Linked DNA regions of Homo sapiens: region 2 is linked to region 1. The links are chromatin contacts, found by Hi-C or POLR2A ChIA-PET in ENCODE. All regions are on one chromosome and are shown on one strand. Each heading gives the region's core, a stretch centred on a gene start or an enhancer-like site at or near the end of the contact. The rest is flanking DNA. Distances are from core to core; before and after follow the strand shown.

Region 1 (4,452 bases), core at 473-2,972:
CTGGCCAGAACTTCCAACACTATGTTGAATAGGAGTGGTGAGAGAGGGCATCCCTGTCTTGTGCCAGTTTTCAAAGGGAATGCTTCCAGTTTTTGCCCATTCAGTATGATATTGGCTGTGGGTCTGTCATAAATAGCTCTTATTATTTTGAGATACATCCCATCAATACCTAATTTATTGAGAGTTTTTAGCATGAAAGGCTGTTGCCAATTCCAGTTTCTTAAGGTGACCAGATGTTCCATGTTATTTGTGTCATTCCATTTTTTCAAATGACCTATTCTATGTACAGAAAATCTTGAAGTTATAGATAAACCACGAAAAAATGCAAATAATTGGCCTGGTGCAGTGGCTCATGCCTGTAATCCCAGCACTTTGGGGGGCTGAGGCGGGCGGATCACCTGAGGTCAGGAGCTTGAGACCAGCCTGACCAACATGGAGAAACCCTGTCTCTACTAAAAAGACAAAATTACCCGGGCGTGGTGGTGCATGCCTGTAATCCCAGCTACTCGGAAGGCTGAGGCAGGAGAATCGCTTGAACTTGGGAGGTAGAGGTTGCAGTGAGCCGAGATCGCACCACTGCACTCCAGCCTGGCGACAGAGTGAGGCTCTGTCTCAAAAAAAAAAAAAAAAAAAAAAAAAAAAAAAAGAAAAAAAAGAAAAGAAAGAAAAGAAAGAAGAAAAAATCAAAGTCCTTACTTTGCATCATAATCCGCTAGGTGCAAAGGTCACAAAAGTGATTAAGAATAGCTCACAATGTAGTGAGCTGGAACCTGAAAAACGGATTAGGATTTACACAGGCGAGTGCTCAGAAAAAAGGGTAGTTCAGATAATTGGATCAGAAGAGAAGGCAAAAATGCATGACGTGTTTTTGAGAATTAGAGGAGCCCTCAAAATGTATTAGTGTGATATGCAAAATGCTCGATTTAAGATATTATCCATTAATGAATTTGAAAATGGGGACAAAAATAACTTTTCAGCCGTAATAACTATGCTCCCCTCCCTTTGAGTTTCGAATCTGTATCTTAGAGGCCACACTTGAATGTGGAAAAACTTTGTATTAATGTAAACACTATACAGTGATAAGACACGAACAGTGAAATAACCCCTAAGCTCATCTTATAACTGAACAGATAGGTGGTCAGAGAACTTGGATTTGAACCATGCCTATGCCACTAGCTGGTTGTGTGACCTCCAGCAAGTCACTTCTCAAGATACCACGTTTGCCATCATTAAGACGAGTGTGATCCAAAGGTCCACCTAGCCAGGTTTTGTGAGAATGATTTGAAATGCCTGTGAAAGCATTTCCTCTACCACGTCTGAGATGCTTTTGTTATCTCCAGGTTCTTTCAGGTCTTGAAATTTTGTGCATCACGATCCAAAATGTCTTAAGCATCATCACAAATGCTTGACCGTCCCTCATGAGCGGGTGGCGCTTCGCGCTGCCTGGGTCTGTACAACAGGGTCTTGCAGTCGAAAGCCACACACTCCCGGAGTGCAAGAGGGAGAGAAAGCTCTGCTTTCAGCCGGGAAAAAAAAAGGGCGCAAGACCGGACAGGTCCTGCCACAGACGTTCTCCTATGCTCACGCACAGTGGTCGCTCCTGCGGGAATGGGCAGCAGTGACGTGCCCACGTCGGGCGCGCTGACGTTCGCGTAGCGTGCGCCGCTGGCCAGGTGCGCAATAGTGGGGTATGCGTCACGGTCTGCGCCGCCCGCGGGGCCAGGACGGGGCGGAGCTTCCGCCTGGGCTGGGGTTGGCGAGTTCACCCGCGGCGGAGGGTAACTTTGCTGTGCTGTTTTTTGAGCAGTTGTCTGGTCCCTGGAAGTGTAGCATCGAGAGAGTTTTCTAATTACGTTTACAAAATATCTTCCCTTTGGCCATACAAGTGGTGACTGCCATGTCGAACTCGCGGCCCAGGTCCCGCCGAGACGCCGGGGGTGGCGCTGGGGCAGCCGGCCGGGACGAGCTGGTGTCGCGGTCCTTGCAGAGCGCAGAGCACTGTCTGGGCGTCCAGGACTTCGGCACTGCCTATGCCCACTACCTCCTCGTGCTCAGCCTGGCGCCGGAGCTGAAACACGACGTGAAGGTGAGGGTCCTTTTTTCTCACTTGCTGGCAGATCCAACGTCCTCGTAAAAAAAAAAAAAAAAACAGAAAAAAAAAAAAGCGGAGGGGCTAGGGTGCCTGGGTGGGTGGTTGCTGTTAATATTTAGGGCCCTTTTTTCTCACTTGCTGGCCGATCCAACGTCCTCGTAAAAAAAAAGAAAAGAAAAAAGGCGGAGGGGCTAGGGTGCTTGGTTGGGTGTTTGCTATTAATGTTTACTGTTCAACCTTGACATCTTTCGTTTATTCACACCTACGACCAGCCCAGAGGAAAATCCTGCCGTCTTCACCTTCGAAATATGTCCAGAATCTTACCAGTTCTCACCATCTTCCCCTTTACTACCCTGGTTCGAGCTTCAGTCATCTGCCGGCTGTTGCAGTCGGCTCTCAACTGAGCTCTCTCCTGCAGTCTGTGTCAACATAGCTAGCTTTTTGCAACAAAAGTCAAATGTTGTCATTTCTCAGTTTCAAAACTTTCATCTCGTTTAAAATTTTAAAGGCCCTCGAATTGGAAATGAGGTCTCACGTGATCCTCTTCTCCTTATATCTAATTTAAGCATGCCCTGGCTTGAGGGCTTTTGGATTTGTTATATTGTGTGTAGTAGGAATATAGTGGGCCTCTAGTTGAATAAAGTGTGTAATTAGCCTAAAGTGATTATCATTTAATGATGCGTTCTTTAAACTTCAATTATTGGATTATTTGCAACAATTACTCTGTTGAAATGCTGTTCTTTTTTGAAGTACTTTTAGAATCTAAATTACGAAAAATGATTTAACTTAAAATTGCAATTACTTTGCTTCATTTAGACTGAGGGTTTGTCAACCTCAGCACTATTGACATTTTGAATGGGATAATTCTTTGTTATGGGGGAGGGGAGGTGTCCTGTGCATTGCAGTATGTTTGGCAGCATCCTTGATCTCTACCCACTAAATGTCAGTAGCGTCTAGATGTTTGTAGTTCATGTAAACTTAGTGTAAATTTCAGGACCAGCTGTCCTACTTGAGGAGGAGATGATATGTTGAGATACAGTTTGCTTCTCTTGGTAGGCAGCAATAGAAAAATGGATCAACTCAAGTGATCTTTCCTCAGTTACTTGTTTCTTAGTTTCCTCTTCTGTGAAACAGGGACGCAGCCTCTCTTAAAAATGTTTACTGGGTATTAAAAGTATATTTAGACTGGGTGTGCTGGCTCAGGCCTGTAATCCCAGCACTTTGGGAGGCGGAGGCGGGTGGATCACAAGGTCAGGAGTTTGAGACCAGCCTGGCCAATATGGTGAAAACCTGTCTCTACTAAAAATTAAAAAATTAGGCCGGGCGCGGTGGCTCACGCCTGTAATCCCAGCACTTTGGGAGGCAGAGACGGGTGGATCACCTGAGGTCAGTAGTTCGAGACCAGCCTCAACATGGAGAAACCCCGTCTCTACTAAAAGTACAAAATTAGCTGGGCGTGGTGGTGCATGCCTGTAATCACAGCTACTCGAGAGGCTGAGGCAGGAGAATTGCTTGAACCTGGGAGGCAGAGGTTGTGGTGAGCCGAGATCACGCCATTGCGCTCCAGCCTGGGCAACAAGAGCGAAACTCTGTCTCAGAAAAAAAAATAAAAATAAAAAATTAGCTGGGCGTGGTGGCATGTGCCTGTAGTCCCAGCTACTCAGGAGGCTGACGCAGAAGAATTGCTTGAACTCGGGAGGCGGAGGTTGCAGTAAGTCCAGATTGTGCCATTGCACTCCAGCCTGGGCGACAGTGTATGACTCCATCTCAAAAAGAAAAAATAAAAAAGTATATTTAAAATTTGTAGTGCAATGCCTGACATTCAGTAGGGTAAGCAACTAGTCTGTTTCCTGCCGAACAAAGTCTGTGTTTGTTTGTATGGGCCCCCTGTAAAATGCTCATTGCCTGCTACTCTATTCCCCATACCCAAACTCCGGCCACACCAAGCCACTTATCTGTAGACCCTCTGATCCATTTCATATAATCTGTGCGGGGTTTTTTTTTTTTTTATAGAGTCTCACTGTATCACGCAGGCTGGAATGCAGTGGTGCGATCTCGGTTCACTGCAACCTCCACCTCCTGGGTTCAAGCAATTCTCCTGCCTCAGCCTCCTGAGTAGCAGGGATTATAGGTGTTCGCCACCGTGCTTGGCTAATTTTTATATTTTTAGTAGAGATGGGGTTTCACCGTGTTGGCCATGCTGGTCTTCAACTCCTGACCTCAGGTGATCTGCCTGCCTTGGCCTCCCAAAGGGCTGGGATTACAGGCATGAGCCACCGTGCCCGGCCAGAATCTCCTTTCTTATCCTTGTCTCTCTAGTAAACTCCCTCAAGATTCAGTTCCAAATATCAACGCTTTTG
Region 2 (4,118 bases), core at 1,073-3,572, 530 kb before region 1:
CCACTTTTTGCTCTTGATATAATTTAACTTTCAGTTTCAGTTCACGTTTGGCTTATCCCCAGCTCTGTGGTGGTGGCTTTCAGCAAATGTGGCTTTGGTAAAAAAGACTTTGGCCACCATCTAAGACTTAGCTGCTTGTGGGTCTGATCTGTAATTTGATACCTTTGGAGACCGTACCTCTGGTTGTGATCATGAGCTAGGTAACATGTTCAGATAGCAGGGTGATTTGACATTCAAGATAAATAAGTTGTTTATCAGTAGGACCATGTCTGATACTACTTAGTCAACAAAGCAAAGATCTGGGCATATAGTAGGTCCCAACTGTTCTCCAGAAACATTTGTGGGAAATGTCTTTTTTAAGTATAAAGATGCCTGGGTACCATGTCTGATTTAATAAATTGAAAGGATTTAATAAATTGAAAGTATTTTGAAAAGTTTCCAGTAAGGTTCTGATACCCAGCCAAGGCTAAGAACTGCTATATGCACATGTGGCCCTCAGAGTGTAGCAAGGGTGCCAGAGCCTGTCTGCTTGGGCTCAAATCTTGGCTCTTTCATTTACTCTCGGCAAACACTTAGGCAAGTTACTTCACTGCTCCCAGCCTCAGTGTTCTCATACGTAAAATGGAGATGCTAAGACTGTTTCATGGGATTGTTATCTTAGTTAAATGATCCAATAAAGTGCTTAAGCACACTTTTGACTTCGGCAGTTGACCAGGAAATGCTATTTCTTCTTTGGTCATTATCCTAGATCAGGGACCAGATCTGGCCCCCTGACTATTTTTGTACTGGGAACTAAATGGTTGGGGGGGTGGTGGGGAGTCAAAAATATTTTGTGATATGTTAAAATACATGAAATCCACATTTCAGTGTTAATAAATAAAGTTTTATTGGAACAGAGCCATACTCATTCATTTATATATCATCTATGGTTGCTTTCCCATTATAATGACATAGTTGAGTAGTTGTGACAGAAACTATGTCTCACACTTTGGGAGGCCAAGGCGGTTGAATCACAAGGTCAGGAGATCACGACCATCCTGGCTAATGCAGTGAAATCCCATCTCTACTAAAAACACACACACACAAAAAAAATAGCTAGGCGTGGTGGTGGGCGCCTATAGTCCCAGCTACTCAGGAGGCTGAGGCAGGGGAATTGGTTGAACCCAGGAGGCAGGGCTTGCAGTGAGCTGAGATCGAGCCACTGCACTATGGCCTGGGCGACAGAACAAGACTCCATCTCAAAAAAAAAAAAAAAAACTATGCCTCAAAAAGCCTAAAATATTTACTATTTAACCCCTTTGGAGATCTCCTAGATCTTTGCAGTGTTCAGAGCCTAACAGGTTAATTGTCACCTTTCTCAAATGGACAAAAGAATGAGGAAGACTTTTCACTTGATGTTCTCATGTTTTTGGTGCCAGTGTTACTTTCCAGGGTATGTTGAAGGGCACATAAATTCAATAGCTATTTTAACCTCAGTGTTACAAATGCATATCCTTGGTCACGTGTGGCATTGCTGTGATGCAGTTTAATGAATTACCTCCACCTTCTCCATACTGTTTATCCACAGCTCTCCATACTGTTTATCCTCAGCATTTGCTTCCTCATAAGGAAAGCCCGGATCAGCTTCTGTTAGCTTGCCCAGCAGTCACCACCAGCATGCAGCAGCAGTTCATGGATAAACGCCTCAAGGGCATTTAATAACATTGCAGTTTAGTGAACTAGAATAGTTTTCCAGAGAACTGAGTGTCAATTTTAATGTTTTTTTCCTGATACTTTATGAAACACCAGAGGCATCTAGCTGTGAATCCCAAGGACATAAGGGTAACACCATTCAGGGACATGCCTGTATTCTGGATGCCTTGTTTTCCCTTTTCATACCCCGAACAGACTTTGTGTTATTTATCCGAATGCCAGCTTCCAGGATTTGTTTTTCATGCTTAGGCATAAAGATAAGAATCCAAACACGGAGGGAAATAGAAGGCTAGAATCCTGCCCAGTAGGGCTTCGGTGGAGAATGTACTCCTTACCCAGGCCCCCATCCCCTTGTTGAAGGCTGCACGCAGCCCCAGGCTGCATGCCTGGGTGCTCTTGTCCTTTCAAGGCTCTTAATCTGATTTCTCCAGATTGAAATCAAGCCAGCCAAGATGTTTTGTTTGGCCTGCATAATTTTTTTAACGTTTTTAATTATTTGCCAATATTTAAAAATGGGGAGATTTCATATAAACTCTCGACGTCCAGCCTCTCCTGAAGTAGTGAAAGGTCTGGCAACACGGAGCCTGCATTCCAGCATGCCAGCCATTGGCAAGCCCTGAGCAGCAGCTGTAGCAGCTGCTCTTTCCTTGAGCCAGGGCGTGCAGGCTCCTGCTGCCTCACTCATTTCATCATCTCATGGCTCAGCTCTGTGGCAAGATGCTGGATCCCACATTTCCTAGATGCGGCTCAGGTAGCTTCTCAGGAGCAGTCTTCTCTTCCCTGTTTTCTTAGTTATAGGTAATTTTCAGTTGTCCATCTGAATGGCTAAATGGTCATGGAGCCAAATGCATTCATGGGGACCTAGATCATGATTTGGAAAATTTTTATTTTTGTTTTTAGGTTGAAAAGACAACCCAAATTGTGGAAAGTGGGTATATAACATAGTTGTTGTATTACTCTGTTTTCCTTTTTAAAAAAAAAAACTCTTCAAAAACACCAATAAAAACTGCCTAGACAATATGGTATGTAGACTGACAAACAGGAGATCTTTCTTAGCTTAAGGCCCAACTTTAGAATCAATATTAATAGCTAAGTTATTTAGCAACCTATTCTGCTAAGCACTGCCCTTGGCATCTGAAAATGTTTCTTCTGCACTTCTCAATAATCTAGCTAGGTAGACTATACTTTTACAATTGCACAGAAGTGGAAATAGACCCCTAAGAAGTAAAGTAACTTGCACCAAGTCATAGCTAGTGAGCAGATGAATTTGATTTCAACCCCAGGTCTTCTGATTTAAAGTCTGACATCTCTCCATTACCTCTGTGACCTGGGGTAAGTCCTAGTTAGAATGAAAACCCCTGTATTTTCTTCCATAAGAAGTGAAACTTTCTTTTCAATAATTCAAGTTAGTATTTAATATTCAAGCTTCAAGGAGAACCATTTGCACCATTTTTCCCTGCCTTTTGGAGCTCAAGAAAAAGGGGACTATGTAAGTTGTAAAGTATTCCATAGACAGCTACAGTGACTGTAGTTTCGTGGCGTATTCATTTTATGGCTTTACTGGATGAAACAGAATCAGATTACAAAGCTGTCATTTGCAAAAGTTCTGAGAACGTTGCATGCCCCATTGAAGAAGATTTTATTTTAACTTTAATCAGAATTCAATTTAAATAATTTAGAGTGTTTTTAGGCAGAATGGCTGTCTGAAATGTAATGTCTTCTTAAACTATTAGATTGTATTGACTTAAAGGTTGAGTACATGTGAAAGACCATAGCCTTTGGAACAGCCGCAGAATAATACTCAGCTTTAATTTCATATGGGATAAACGTATTCAATTCAGAATACTATAAATATGTAAGCAGAAAACTGAATTGTGAGTAAGTTATTAGGTAACACTAAACATACATAAAAATTCCATCATTATTGGGGGTCAGTTTCTCACCTTTTGTTTGACATTCCTTAGACTTTAACACCATGTCTAATGATTTCTACTTTTCCTTGGGTTTGCTGGTATGATTGTCTTTACTAAGATTTTTATTATACTGATTTTAAAATGAATTTCCATGACTTTGTTGAATTTTATTGTACAGCTATTTAATCAGTCTATCCTGAGTCATATGTAGAAGGCACTGTGTGTGCTGTGGCACTGTGTTGAGGCAGCTGTGACTCCTCCTAGAGAAGTGTGGTCTTGTCTAAAAAAAAAAAAACCCATCATTGTCCTTCCTCTCCTTCTCAACTTTGGAGAAATTGCATTTCTCCTTTAAGGTTCAGATGAAAGATGACCTCTTCACAAAACTTTTGTGATCACTATCTTCTGTCCTCCTCTCCTTCCCTCATTAATTTCTTCTTCCTCTGTGATCTCTTAACAGTTTTTATACCTTAAAATGCACTTAACACATTTTATCATAGGTAATTGTATGTAGTT

What was found. A loop is a pair of places that touch in the nucleus more often than their neighbours do. ChIA-PET counts read pairs that join two places held with the same protein, here RNA polymerase II (POLR2A). Pooled maps may share reads with other maps.
Region 2: a loop to region 1 is called in a pooled map, with 2.8 times the contacts of the local background. The contact joins the enhancer-like site here to the promoter of PRMT9 in region 1. A Hi-C loop is called at or near these places in 1 of 37 single-sample maps with no recorded cell type and 4 of 50 pooled maps. POLR2A ChIA-PET finds 5 or more read pairs at or near these places in 1 of 52 experiments (HEK293T).

The regions. Positions count from the first base shown.
Region 1 is chr4:147,681,433-147,685,884 of GRCh38, reverse strand. It overlaps PRMT9 (protein arginine methyltransferase 9), which reads left to right and starts at 1,722. Exons shown (of 12, transcript NM_138364.4): 1 at 1,722-2,086. The coding sequence starts at 1,898.
Region 2 is chr4:148,212,920-148,217,037 of GRCh38, reverse strand. All of the region lies in intron 3 of NR3C2 (nuclear receptor subfamily 3 group C member 2), which reads left to right. Among named protein-coding and RNA genes, the nearest start is that of NR3C2, 230 kb to the left of the region's middle. Within about 2 kb of position 2,322, at least 11 of the 41 ENCODE cell types and tissues checked have a DNase peak (open chromatin) inside an H3K27ac peak, as active enhancers do.